2 separate regions of the Homo sapiens genome follow, and region 1 is linked to region 2. A link is a contact called in ENCODE Hi-C or POLR2A ChIA-PET data. All regions are on one chromosome and are shown on one strand. The core of a region is the stretch at or near the end of the contact, and the rest is flanking DNA. Distances in the headings are between cores, read along the strand shown. Region 1 holds the start of INHBE (inhibin subunit beta E). Region 2 overlaps R3HDM2 (R3H domain containing 2).

Region 1 (6,591 bases), core at 1,322-3,821, 83 kb after region 2:
ATCGTCTCAGTGCGCCCCCACCCCACTCCACCCCCACCAAAGAGTGCCCTGAGGTTCTAGGAAGAGCCTGGTACATCACCAAGCTCCATTGCCACGTGTTTGTGTGATGAGGTCCAAAACCAAAGGTAGCAGTGATGTGGATCCTGAAGACAGTCTCTCTTCTCTGGCAGTGTGATGGGGAAAGAACAAAGGAACCAGCTTGTCCCTGTCTCTTGTGGGGGAGGCAGCGTCCCCAGAGTGAGAGGTCGAGGGGCACTCCTCATCACTCCATTCCCCAGAGCTGCCCCTTCCCTGTCCCTGGGAAGCTCCAGCCAGCTACAAGCCAGCTGCTGTCCAGAGGCACGGCACTGCCACATGGTGGACACTGGTGGTACTGAGGTCCAGCCTTCCAATTAGGAACCCTGTCGCCTAGATCTAATAGTCTCTCTTGACAGCCCCCATCATCTAAACAGAGGGGAGATGAGCAAAGTGGAGTAAAGACACATTTCCAAATCACACCCACTTCCCCCACAGCTTTCTCCCCATCAAGCTTCTTGGAGAAATTGGGGCATAAGGAGAAAAGCTAGCATGAGGCCCACCTTCATGAATTCAATGTGGAGGGGTCTGGGTCCCCCCCCATTTAAAGCCAGTGAGGACTGGGTGTGGTGGCTCATGTCTATAATCCTAGCGCCTTGGGACGCTGAGGTGAGAGGATCGCTTGAGCCCAGGAGCTTGAGACCACCCTGGGCAACACAGCAAGACCCTGTCTCTACAAAAGAATAAAAAATAAATTAGCCTGTGTGGTGTGGTGTGGTGTGGTTGGTGTGGTGGCACGCACCTGTAGACTTAGCTACTCTGGAAGCTGAGGTGGAAGAATCACTTAACCCAGGAGGTCAAGGCTGCAGTGAGCTGTGATCAGGCCACCACACTCCAGCCTGGATGACAGAGTAAGACCCTGTCTCAAAAACATAAAAAATAAAATAAAAAATAGGTCAGGTGCGGTGGCTCATGCCTGTAATCCCAGCACTTTGGGAGGCCGAGGCGGGCAGATCATGAGGTCGGGAGATGGAGACCATCCTGGCTAACACAGTGAAACCCCGTCTCTACTAAAAATGCAAAAAACTAGCCGGGCGTGGTGGCTGGCACCTGTAGTCCCAGCGACTCGGGAGGCTGAGGCAGAAGAATGGTGTGAACCCGGGAGGTGGAGCTTGCAGTGAGCCGAGATTGTGCCACTGCACTCCAGCCTGGGCGACAGAGCGAGACTCAGCCTCAAAAAATAAAATAAAATAAAATAAAATAAAGACAGTGAGAAAATGTGGTCAGGAGGGCTGAGACTGGGAACCAAGACTGCTGTATTTGCCTTGCTTTGTTGTCAAAAGCTCTTAGAGCTCCCATTTTCTACCCCCATTAACAGGCCTGAAGGGTGGTGCGGTGGCTCACGCCTGTAACCTCAGCACTTTAGGAGGCTGAGGCAAGTGGATTGCTTGAGCCCAGGAGTTCAAGACCAGCCTGGGCAACATAGCGAGACCCTGTCTCTGTGGGAAATTTAAAAATTAGCCAGGTGTGGTGGTGCGCACCTGTAGTCCCAACTACTAAGGAGGCTGAGGCAGAAGGATTGTCTGAGCCCAGGAATTCAAGGCTGCAGTGAGCTATGATTGTGCCACTACACTCCAGCCTGAACAACAGATTGAGACCTTACCTCAGTAAAATAAAATAAAATTTAAATTTTAAAAATGTAAGAAAAAAAGGAGGCCTGGCACTACTTCTAGGATGCCCCAAATTTAGGCAACTCTCACAGTCCCTTGAAAGAGAAGTGGCAGCTGGGTATAGGCCCTCCCAAGTGTCATGCCCCCTGACAGTCCTGATGGACTCTGCCCTGTGTAAGATTGCATCACCACCACCACCACCTCTCTGGGCTTCCCCAGACATCACAGGAACACGTTCCCCGCCCCAACCCCCGCCGGCTCTGGCCCTCCTCCACATCATGCTCCACATCATGCTCCAGGCCAACTGGACTCTGGGCGGCCAGCACAGGCAGGGTCAGGGGGTGACTTCTGTGCCTCGTGGCACTGCCACCTGGGCCTGAGCAAGAGGGCTCCATTCTCCTACCCGCCCAAACCCTCATCCCTGTCCTAGCCCCAGTGCTAGAAATAAAGAGACCAGAATTTTCCTTCTGGCCTAAGGGCCCCAGAGGAATACCCACTGGAACTCACAGCTGCCTCATGGAAACTGCTGCAGCAGTGGTGAAGCTAGAAAGACTAGAGGTATGAGGGAAAATTGCCCTTCCCCACCTGGCTCATAAGGCGTTCCCTCCCCCAAGTCCCAGACCTTGGGGACTGAGCATGTGAAATCATCCTCTTTCTTGCATCATGCGTGTCCACATTGCACCCCCCCACCCCCATACCCCTACTTCAGGCCCAGTCACCATGGCCAGATGGTGAAACCTGAGCTGATGGGGAGGAGGACCTCCACCCCCTGCAGGGGCCTGATGGGCAGCACAGCTGGCCAATCCTGGGACTCAGAGGGTAGGTCGGCTGGCTGACCACTAGGTTTGGAAGACCCAGGCAGCTGGCTCTAAAGAGGCCCCAGGTCAGTAGCCAGACATGAGCTGTGAGGGTCAAGCACAGCTATCCATCAGATGATCTACTTTCAGCCTTCCTGAGTCCCAGACAATAGAAGACAGGTGGCTGTACCCTTGGCCAAGGGTAGGTGTGGCAGTGGTGTCTGCTGTCACTGTGCCCTCATTGGCCCCCAGCAATCAGACTCAACAGACGGAGCAACTGCCATCCGAGGCTCCTGAACCAGGGCCATTCACCAGGAGCATGCGGCTCCCTGATGTCCAGCTCTGGCTGGTGCTGCTGTGGGCACTGGTGCGAGCACAGGGGACAGGGTCTGTGTGTCCCTCCTGTGGGGGCTCCAAACTGGCACCCCAAGCAGAACGAGCTCTGGTGCTGGAGCTAGCCAAGCAGCAAATCCTGGATGGGTTGCACCTGACCAGTCGTCCCAGAATAACTCATCCTCCACCCCAGGCAGCGCTGACCAGAGCCCTCCGGAGACTACAGCCAGGGAGTGTGGCTCCAGGGAATGGGGAGGAGGTCATCAGCTTTGCTACTGTCACAGGTGGGTGAGGGAGAGAGCAACAGGCAAAGAGCAGACAGGGAAAGGGAGGCAGAAGGGGAGCCTGGCAGGAGCAGCAGAGGGAGTGGGGTGTGGCAGGAGAAGGAGGAGCTGGGGCAGGGACTGGTTGCAGAGGACACAAAGCAGTCTCTACTTTTCTAGAGGTAGGTTCGAGGGAGAGCAGTGGGCAGGGCTTGGGGAGTCTCAGAGGAGAGCTTCATCTCTACTCACATTTTCTTTCCCTTTTCTGTCTTTCGGGCAGACTCCACTTCAGCCTACAGCTCCCTGCTCACTTTTCACCTGTCCACTCCTCGGTCCCACCACCTGTACCATGCCCGCCTGTGGCTGCACGTGCTCCCCACCCTTCCTGGCACTCTTTGCTTGAGGATCTTCCGATGGGGACCAAGGAGGAGGCGCCAAGGGTCCCGCACTCTCCTGGCTGAGCACCACATCACCAACCTGGGCTGGCATACCTTAACTCTGCCCTCTAGTGGCTTGAGGGGTGAGAAGTCTGGTGTCCTGAAACTGCAACTAGACTGCAGACCCCTAGAAGGCAACAGCACAGTTACTGGACAACCGAGGCGGCTCTTGGACACAGCAGGACACCAGCAGCCCTTCCTAGAGCTTAAGATCCGAGCCAATGAGCCTGGAGCAGGCCGGGCCAGGAGGAGGACCCCCACCTGTGAGCCTGCGACCCCCTTATGTTGCAGGCGAGACCATTACGTAGACTTCCAGGAACTGGGATGGCGGGACTGGATACTGCAGCCCGAGGGGTACCAGCTGAATTACTGCAGTGGGCAGTGCCCTCCCCACCTGGCTGGCAGCCCAGGCATTGCTGCCTCTTTCCATTCTGCCGTCTTCAGCCTCCTCAAAGCCAACAATCCTTGGCCTGCCAGTACCTCCTGTTGTGTCCCTACTGCCCGAAGGCCCCTCTCTCTCCTCTACCTGGATCATAATGGCAATGTGGTCAAGACGGATGTGCCAGATATGGTGGTGGAGGCCTGTGGCTGCAGCTAGCAAGAGGACCTGGGGCTTTGGAGTGAAGAGACCAAGATGAAGTTTCCCAGGCACAGGGCATCTGTGACTGGAGGCATCAGATTCCTGATCCACACCCCAACCCAACAACCACCTGGCAATATGACTCACTTGACCCCTATGGGACCCAAATGGGCACTTTCTTGTCTGAGACTCTGGCTTATTCCAGGTTGGCTGATGTGTTGGGAGATGGGTAAAGCGTTTCTTCTAAAGGGGTCTACCCAGAAAGCATGATTTCCTGCCCTAAGTCCTGTGAGAAGATGTCAGGGACTAGGGAGGGAGGGAGGGAAGGCAGAGAAAAATTACTTAGCCTCTCCCAAGATGAGAAAGTCCTCAAGTGAGGGGAGGAGGAAGCAGATAGATGGTCCAGCAGGCTTGAAGCAGGGTAAGCAGGCTGGCCCAGGGTAAGGGCTGTTGAGGTACCTTAAGGGAAGGTCAAGAGGGAGATGGGCAAGGCGCTGAGGGAGGATGCTTAGGGGACCCCCAGAAACAGGAGTCAGGAAAATGAGGCACTAAGCCTAAGAAGTTCCCTGGTTTTTCCCAGGGGACAGGACCCACTGGGAGACAAGCATTTATACTTTCTTTCTTCTTTTTTATTTTTTTGAGATCGAGTCTCGCTCTGTCACCAGGCTGGAGTGCAGTGACACGATCTTGGCTCACTGCAACCTCCGTCTCCTGGGTTCAAGTGATTCTTCTGCCTCAGCCTCCCGAGCAGCTGGGATTACAGGCGCCCACTAATTTTTGTATTCTTAGTAGAAACGAGGTTTCAACATGTTGGCCAGGATGGTCTCAATCTCTTGACCTCTTGATCCACCCGACTTGGCCTCCCGAAGTGATGAGATTATAGGCGTGAGCCACCGCGCCTGGCTTATACTTTCTTAATAAAAAGGAGAAAGAAAATCAACAAATGTGAGTCATAAAGAAGGGTTAGGGTGATGGTCCAGAGCAACAGTTCTTCAAGTGTACTCTGTAGGCTTCTGGGAGGTCCCTTTTCAGGGGTGTCCACAAAGTCAAAGCTATTTTCATAATAATACTAACATGTTATTTGCCTTTTGAATTCTCATTATCTTAAAATTGTATTGTGGAGTTTTCCAGAGGCCGTGTGACATGTGATTACATCATCTTTCTGACATCATTGTTAATGGAATGTGTGCTTGTATGGTCTTGTGTTACAGTCTTTTTCAGTTTTAATTTCTAATGTGGTGAATTGATAGATGTAAATCATATGAACAAAAGCTCAATGATTTTTTTTTTTTTGAGACGGAGTCTCGCTCTGTCGCCCAGGCTGGAGTGCAGTGGCACAATCTCGGCTCACTGCAACCTCCACCTCCCAGGTTCAAGCGATTCTCCTGCCTCAGCCTCCTGAGTAGCTGGGACTACAGGCCTGCGCCACCATGCCCAGCTATTTTTTGTATTTTTAGTAGAGATGGGGTTTCACCATGTTGGCCAGGCTGGTCTCGGACTCCTGACTTGAGGTGATCCGCCTGCCTTGGCCTCCCAAAGTGCTGGGATTACAGGTCTGAGCCACTGTGCCTAACCTAATGACTTTTAAGAGTATAGAGGAAACCAAAAAGTTTGAGACTCACTGGTCTATAGAACTGGGTGGGGAGAAGAAAGTAAGGTGTTCTAAGAGAGCTCTTCTTGCTGGGCACCGGTGGTCCCAGCTACTTAGGAGGCTAAGGCCGGAAGACCGCTTAAACCCAGGAGTTCGAGGCTATGATCACACTTGTGAATAGCCTCTGCACTCCAGCCTGGGCAAATAGTGAGGCCCCGTCCCAAATAAAAATAAATAAATACATAAATACATAAATAGCTCCTCTGGAAGAAGGGGCTCGAGGCTGGGACAGGAGCATGTGTGGGGTGCCTTTTTTTCAGTGCCCATTAGTCTGGTCTGACTGAGCTGGGTCTCTGACCCTCTGGGGATAACTAGCCTGGGTCAAAGTCCCAGATCTCCCCCTACCTTCACCTTTTCTTTTCCCCCTTGACCCTCAGACTGAACAGTTAACCCACTGACCTTCCACACCCAAGGGGGTGGTTCTTGGAAGCAGAGCTAGGATGTGGGAGGTCTGCCTGTGGGGTTGAAAAAAAGGGGAGAGGGTGCCCTTTTTCCTTGTCATGCTTCCTCCTCTTTCTCATAAAAATCAGAGACTGAAATGCTGCCCCTCCCTTATATCCGGTCACGATGGCAATGCAAATCTAAAGAGGCAGGGCACTTCCCTGTCAGGCAGTACCGCTGGGCATAGCAACCTCTGCCTCTCCGTTTCTCAGAGCTCACATATCCACCTCCTGGGCTTTTAAGTGGGCTTTAGTGAGGGGCTCCTCCTTCAACTGGGCTCCTCCTTCAGTTCCCCAGCTCTTCTGCTTCGACTCCGAGCGGGTGTCATGTGTGAGAACGGCCAGCAGAGGGAGCAGAAAGCCTGGAAGAGCAGCTAGAGCCTGCAGTGACGTGGTGCGGAGGGG
Region 2 (5,826 bases), core at 2,767-5,266:
TTTGCCCTTAGCTCTTAGGAAGTAATGTTAAACTCTTTGAATATCCTCTTGATAATGATTTACTAGGGGACTTAAGCCATGACAGATAAGTCTACCAATATGATTTATGGTAGGGACTTTAGGTTACATACTATCAACTCAACCTCAGGAAGGGCTGGAGACTGAGGTCAGCCACTTGGCCAATTATATCTATGTGATGGAGCCCCAGTAAAAATTCACGACATCAAGGCTTACGTAGCCTCCTTGGTTGGCAATACTCCATGTGTATTACCACACACCACTGACAGGAGGAGTTACACTATCCATGACTCCACTGGGAAAGGAAAACTGGAAGCTCAGCATCTGAAACCCTCCTGGACTTTGCCCATATATCTCTTCTCTTGGGTGATTTTAGTCTGTCTCCCTTCACTGTAAGTATAATAGCTTTAGTGAGTTCTGTGAGTCGTTCTAGTAAACTATTGAACCCGAGGGTGATCTTGCGGACCCCCCCAAACTCTGCAGTTCCAAAAGTGGGGGGTGGATTTGGGGGCTGTTCTCTAACTTTGCACACAGTCAGCAGGGCGAGGGCTGAGAATTTGTCTGTCATGGCTACGGTGGGACTAAGAAGGCAACACAAGTGATCTGGAGACTAATTTACATCTCCTAATTCTAATATAGAAGGATTAGGCAAATAAGTAACCTCAGATAGTTTTCCTCCTAGCCTTTACTCAAGAACTTTCTTGTCACCTACCCCCACTCTCCCATTTCCCACTTCCAACCCCTACCCCAGCATCTTAACACCATCAAATGATCTCAAGTGTCAGGAAAATCACATGTAGCTCCACCTCTTAAAAGGTGAAGGACCCTAGTTCTGAATTAAGATCTCTGGGGCAAACATAACTCTTGTGAAAAGTGTCATAGGAATTTGGAAAATGAGGTTAACAGCTCTGCAGATGATATGTGATTCTGGTTCTGAAAGTCACCTAAAAGACTTTCATTGTAAACTGATGCGAACTCAATTTTATTAAGGGTGTAAAACTACATCATCAGGCCATCAGGGACAGACTTTAGCTCAAGTAAGCCACCGTTCTAGCATGCCAGTAATAAATAAGCACTAACTTTGTTATGCAGCGAAAACTTGGATGGCTATTTCAGAAATCTAGCATGTCTTTTTTTGTACATTCAATTTGTAGTTTGTGTCATTTTAGTCTCCAAAATGTAATTTCAAGTAAGACTATAAATACTTAGAATTTTTACCATTCGAAAAGGCACAAAACAGAAAATCCCCAACACCTAAGATCCCTCTTTCCTACACTATTACCCTATCATCCAACAAGTCTGCCCCATGGTAAGATGGATGAGGGCAGTAGGAACAGTTCGTAAGATTTCACGGGAAACAAGATCCTTGCTGTTGCCCTTACTATTGAAATCTGGAATTTAAAAATATATATATGAAATTTAAAAGCAACAGAAATTCAAAGTAATAAAAGAAAAAGAAGTCAATTCATTTCTTAGTTTCTCCTAAGATAACTCTTTGAGTGCAGGGACTATGCTTTAAATTATAAGCACCTTCAAAACAGAAGGTTAAATAAATACAAAATAGCACATATAAATTAATAAGAATTTGATAGCCTAAATCATAGAAAGTTTCCTAAAAAATGTTAATTTTCAACTGGCTTTTTCAAGGAGTAATAGCAAAGAGAGGGTGCTATGGTTTGGCTCTGTGTCCCCACCCAAATCTCATCTTGAATTATAATCCCCACATGTGTGAGGGAGGGAGGCTTATTGGATCACGGGGGCGGTTCCCCCCGCTGTTCTCATGCTAGTGAGTGAGTTCTCACAAGATCTGATGGTTTTAATACATAAGCGTCTGGAATTTCCCCTGCTTGCACTCGCGAAGACATACATGCCTGCTTCCCTTTCCACCATGACAGTAAGTTTCCTGAGGCCTCCCCAGGCACGCGGAACTTCCTGTGAGCCAATTAAACCTTACTGGGCACAGTGGCTCATGCCTCTAATCACAGCACTTTGGGAGGCCCGGGGGGGGGGGGCGGGGTGGATCACCTGAGGTCGGGAGTTCAAGACCAGCCTGACCAACATGGAAAAACCCCATCTCTACTAAAAATACAAAATTAGCCAGGCATGGTGGTGCATGCCTGTAATCCCAGCTACTCGGGAGGCTGAGGCAGGAGAATTGCTTGAACCCGGGAGGTGGAGGTTGCGGTGAGCCAAGATCGCGCCATTGCACTCCAGCCTGGGCAACAAGAGCGAAACTCCATCTCAAAAGAAAAATAAAATAAAATAAACCTCTTTCTTTGATAAATTACCCAGTCTCAGGTAGTATGTTTATAGCAGTGTGAAAATGGACTAATACAGAGGGCAAGATAACTAAGAAGGGAGAAAAAGCACAAGGGAAAAATAGTAAATTTAGTCTAGTTTGACTTAGTTGACACAGTCCAAAGAAACAAGCTAATGTCAGGACAGCAGTCAGTGAGCAAAGATGATATAAGCTGCTGAGAAATATGGGATTTATGCAACCGAGAGCCACTGTTACAGGGGAATGAATGGAATGATAATAAAAGAAATCACTGAGCAGTGATATGCCAGTTTCTGGGCCAGTAGAACTGATTAGAAGCAGCAACAGAAGACCAAAATTTGTTCTGGTTCAAAATATAAAAATATTTCATCATTACTCCAAGAATGGGAACCAAATATATACCATTACTTTTTTTTTTTTTTTTTTTTTTTTTTTTTTAAGATACACACACAAACTCAGAGACACCCAACAAACTAGGGCAGGCAAACAAAGTTTTACCCTCTTCAGTGCCTAAATGATTAACAGCTACCCTTTTTCTGCCTACAGTAACATAAAAGGGTTAACTGTTTAAAGAAGTAAAGAACACAGGAGTAGCTGTGTATTCATATATCAAAAAGAAAAAAGCAGTGATATCAAGGGAGAGAAAAATATTTTCATGAAAGACAGGATGCAGAAAAAAATAGAACGAAAACAAAAAAGAAACATCAGTTCTGATGTCCTGCAAAACAGAAAAGGTAAGAAATATCATTCAAGATAACTGCCTTGTGCTTAGGTTTTGTCATTCTTCTTCCAAGCCTATAGTCTGTAGTAAGATAAGAAGACAGGCAATGAGAAGAAATACTCCCAAACAAAACAAGCCAATCCCCCACAACCCAAACCCCCAAAACAGAGAATTTCAAGATATCTCCAAATATCCAGGTCATATTTATAACTAAAATGAATCTTGATTTAACATTGTGCTTCTCATAGGGATTTCTCTTTCACCTTTCCTAAATGAGTAACATCAATGCAACAACTATAAAAACAAAAAGTAAATATCATCAGAAAAGCCAGTATAACATAATATCTTTGAGCATAGTCTAAGGGAAGGATATGGCATAGCTTCTCTCTGTCCCACTGCTGCTGAAACAAAATAACAGTAATCCAAAAGTCCGAATGATTTTACAACATATCATAGATTGTCCTTTTTTGTTGTTGTTGTTTAATTTTGAGACGGAGTTTCGCTCTTGTTGCCCAGGCTGGAGTGCAATGGTGCGGTCTCGGCTCACTATAACCTCCGCCTCCCGGGTTCAAGCGATTCTCCTGCCTCAGCCTCCCAAGTAGGTGGGATTGCAGGCATGCACCAACACACCGGGCTAATTTTTTATTTTTAGTAGAGATGAGGTTTCTCCACATTGGTCAGGCTGGTCTTGAACTCCTGACCTCAGGTGATCCACCCACCTTGGACTCTCAAAGTGCTGGGATTACAGGTGTGAGCCACTGCACCCAGCCAACTGTGGCCTGTTCTTATATTATCTCAAAGCCTTCCCAGGATGGACCAGTGGGATTTAACATGAACCAGGTATGTCATCCAAGTTGAAGACAGACACGTGGGTCCTAATGAGCAGTGGTGAAAAAACATAGTGCTCCATTCAGCTCCCAACAATGATAAATAATTCAGGAAAAGAACTGCCGCAATACAGAGCACAGCAGCAGGATTTAAAAATAGACCACAGGCTAGAAAGCCTTGGGGCGGGGGTGTGGGGGGAATCAGGAGTCACAGAGAAAATGGATTTCTGTCAACAAATTCCCAAGCTCTTTGCAATAAAGGGTGCTGCTGAAATTGGCACGCAAACCAAATGCCAAACTCTAATGTACTTCCTCAAAAATCAAATATTTTTCAGGAATTTGGCAAATCTGATAACAAGAGAGCTAATAAACAATGGTACTATTTGGAAAGAGCAGTTATGATAGAGAAAGCAAATCTAAATGACATAGGAAGATATGTTTTTTAAAAAATAAGGGATTAAAACTCGATTTTCCACACCACCAAATTCTAGGTCTAACATCAATTTAGACTTCTACTAATTATGCCTCTAGTACTGAGATAGCACTCAATATTTTGCTATTCCTTTTTCCACCTCTAATAGATCCTACAAGTCAACACATGCAAACACAAGAGTCACACCAATCAATAAAAAGGGTAGCTTGAAAACTGAACAAAATCCATGATTATGGTCTTCCCAGATTTAAATTAAACTCCAACTCTGGCCAAGCATGGGGGCTTGTGCCTGTAATCCCAGCCCTTTGGCAGGAGGCCAAAGTGGGAGGATCGCTTGAGGCCAGGAGATTGATACTAGCCTGGGCAATGTAGTGAGACCCCCATCTCTACAAAAAATTAGCTGGACATGGTGGCACGTGCCTGTAGTCCTAGCTACTTGGGAGGATGAGGTGAGAGAATCACTTGAGCCAAGGAGTTTGAGGCTGCAGTAAGCTATGACTGTGCTGCTGCACTTCAACCTGGATGACAAAGCAAGACTCTGTCTCTAAAAACAGTAATAACAAGCCGGGCGCGGTGGCTCACGCCTGTAATCTCAGCACTTTGGGAGGCCAATGCAGGTGGATCACGAGGTCAGGAGATTGAGATCTTCCTGGCTAGCATGGTGAAACCCCGTCTCTACTAAAAATACAAAAAATTAGCCGGGCGTGGTGGCGGGCGCCTGTAGTACCAGCTACTAAGGAGGCTGAGGCAGGAGAATGGCATGACCCCAGAGGCGGAGCTTGCAGTGAGCCAAGATCGCGCCACTGCACTCCAGCCTGGGTGACAGAGCAAGACTCCGTCTCACAAAAAAAAATGTAATAATAATAATAGAGGCTGGGCACAGTGGCTCACACCTGTAATCCCAGCACTTTGGGAGGCCGAGGTGGGCAGATCACCTGAGGTCGGGAGTTTGAGACCAGCCTGAACAACATGGAGACATCCTGTCTCTACTAAAAATACAAACTTAGCGGGGGGTGGTGGCGCATGCCTATTTGTAATCCCAGCTACTTGGAAGGCTAAGGCAAAAGAATCACTTGAACCCAGGAGGCAGAGGTTGGGGTGAGCTGAGATCGCACCATTGCACTCCAGTCTGGGCAACAAGAGCAAAACTCCTTCTCAAAAATAAATAAATAAATAAATAATAATAATAATAAGGGCGTGGTGGCTCATGCCTGCAATCCTAGCACTTTGGGAGGCCGAGGTGGGCAGATCATCTGAGGTCAGGACTTCAGGACCAGCCTGGCCAACATGGTGAAACCCCGCCTCTACTAAAAACACAAAAATCAGCTGGGGGTGGTGACGGGCACCTGTAATCCCAGCTACTCGGGAGGCTAAGGTAGGAGAATTGCTTGAACCCAGGAGACAGAGGTTGCAGTGAGATGAGATCGCACCACTGCACTCCAGCCTGGGTGCCAGAGCAAGACTCTGTCTCAAAACAAAACAAAAAAATATGGTCCCTGCCCACTCTTAACAATGAAAATACGATGTAATAATGAGCTGCAGTCCCAGC

Evidence for each region. A loop is a pair of places that touch in the nucleus more often than their neighbours do. ChIA-PET counts read pairs that join two places held with the same protein, here RNA polymerase II (POLR2A). Pooled maps may share reads with other maps.
Region 1: a loop to region 2 is called in a map of IMR-90, with 2.2 times the contacts of the local background. The contact joins the promoter of INHBE here to the enhancer-like site in region 2. A Hi-C loop is called at or near these places in 5 of 168 maps with a recorded cell type or tissue (Caco-2, HepG2, IMR-90 and 2 more) and 8 of 50 pooled maps. POLR2A ChIA-PET finds 5 or more read pairs at or near these places in 10 of 52 experiments (AG04449, CD8-positive, alpha-beta memory T cell, GM10248 and 6 more).

Annotation. Positions count from the first base shown.
Region 1 is chr12:57,452,736-57,459,326 of GRCh38, forward strand. INHBE (inhibin subunit beta E) reads left to right here and starts at 2,572. Exons shown (of 2, transcript NM_031479.5): 1 at 2,572-3,099; 2 at 3,359-5,290. The coding sequence starts at 2,802. The coding sequence ends at 4,113. LOC124902947 (a long non-coding RNA gene) reads right to left here. Exons shown (of 2, transcript XR_007063335.1): 2 at 4,707-6,591. RefSeq lists an enhancer at 2,251-2,545.
Region 2 is chr12:57,368,380-57,374,205 of GRCh38, forward strand. The region is part of intron 2 of R3HDM2 (R3H domain containing 2); the gene reads right to left. Among named protein-coding and RNA genes, the nearest start is that of R3HDM2, 60 kb to the right of the region's middle. RefSeq lists a silencer at 3,947-4,241. Within about 2 kb of position 4,017, at least 2 of the 41 ENCODE cell types and tissues checked have a DNase peak (open chromatin) inside an H3K27ac peak, as active enhancers do; they include IMR-90 and ascending aorta, where a contact is called at or near this core.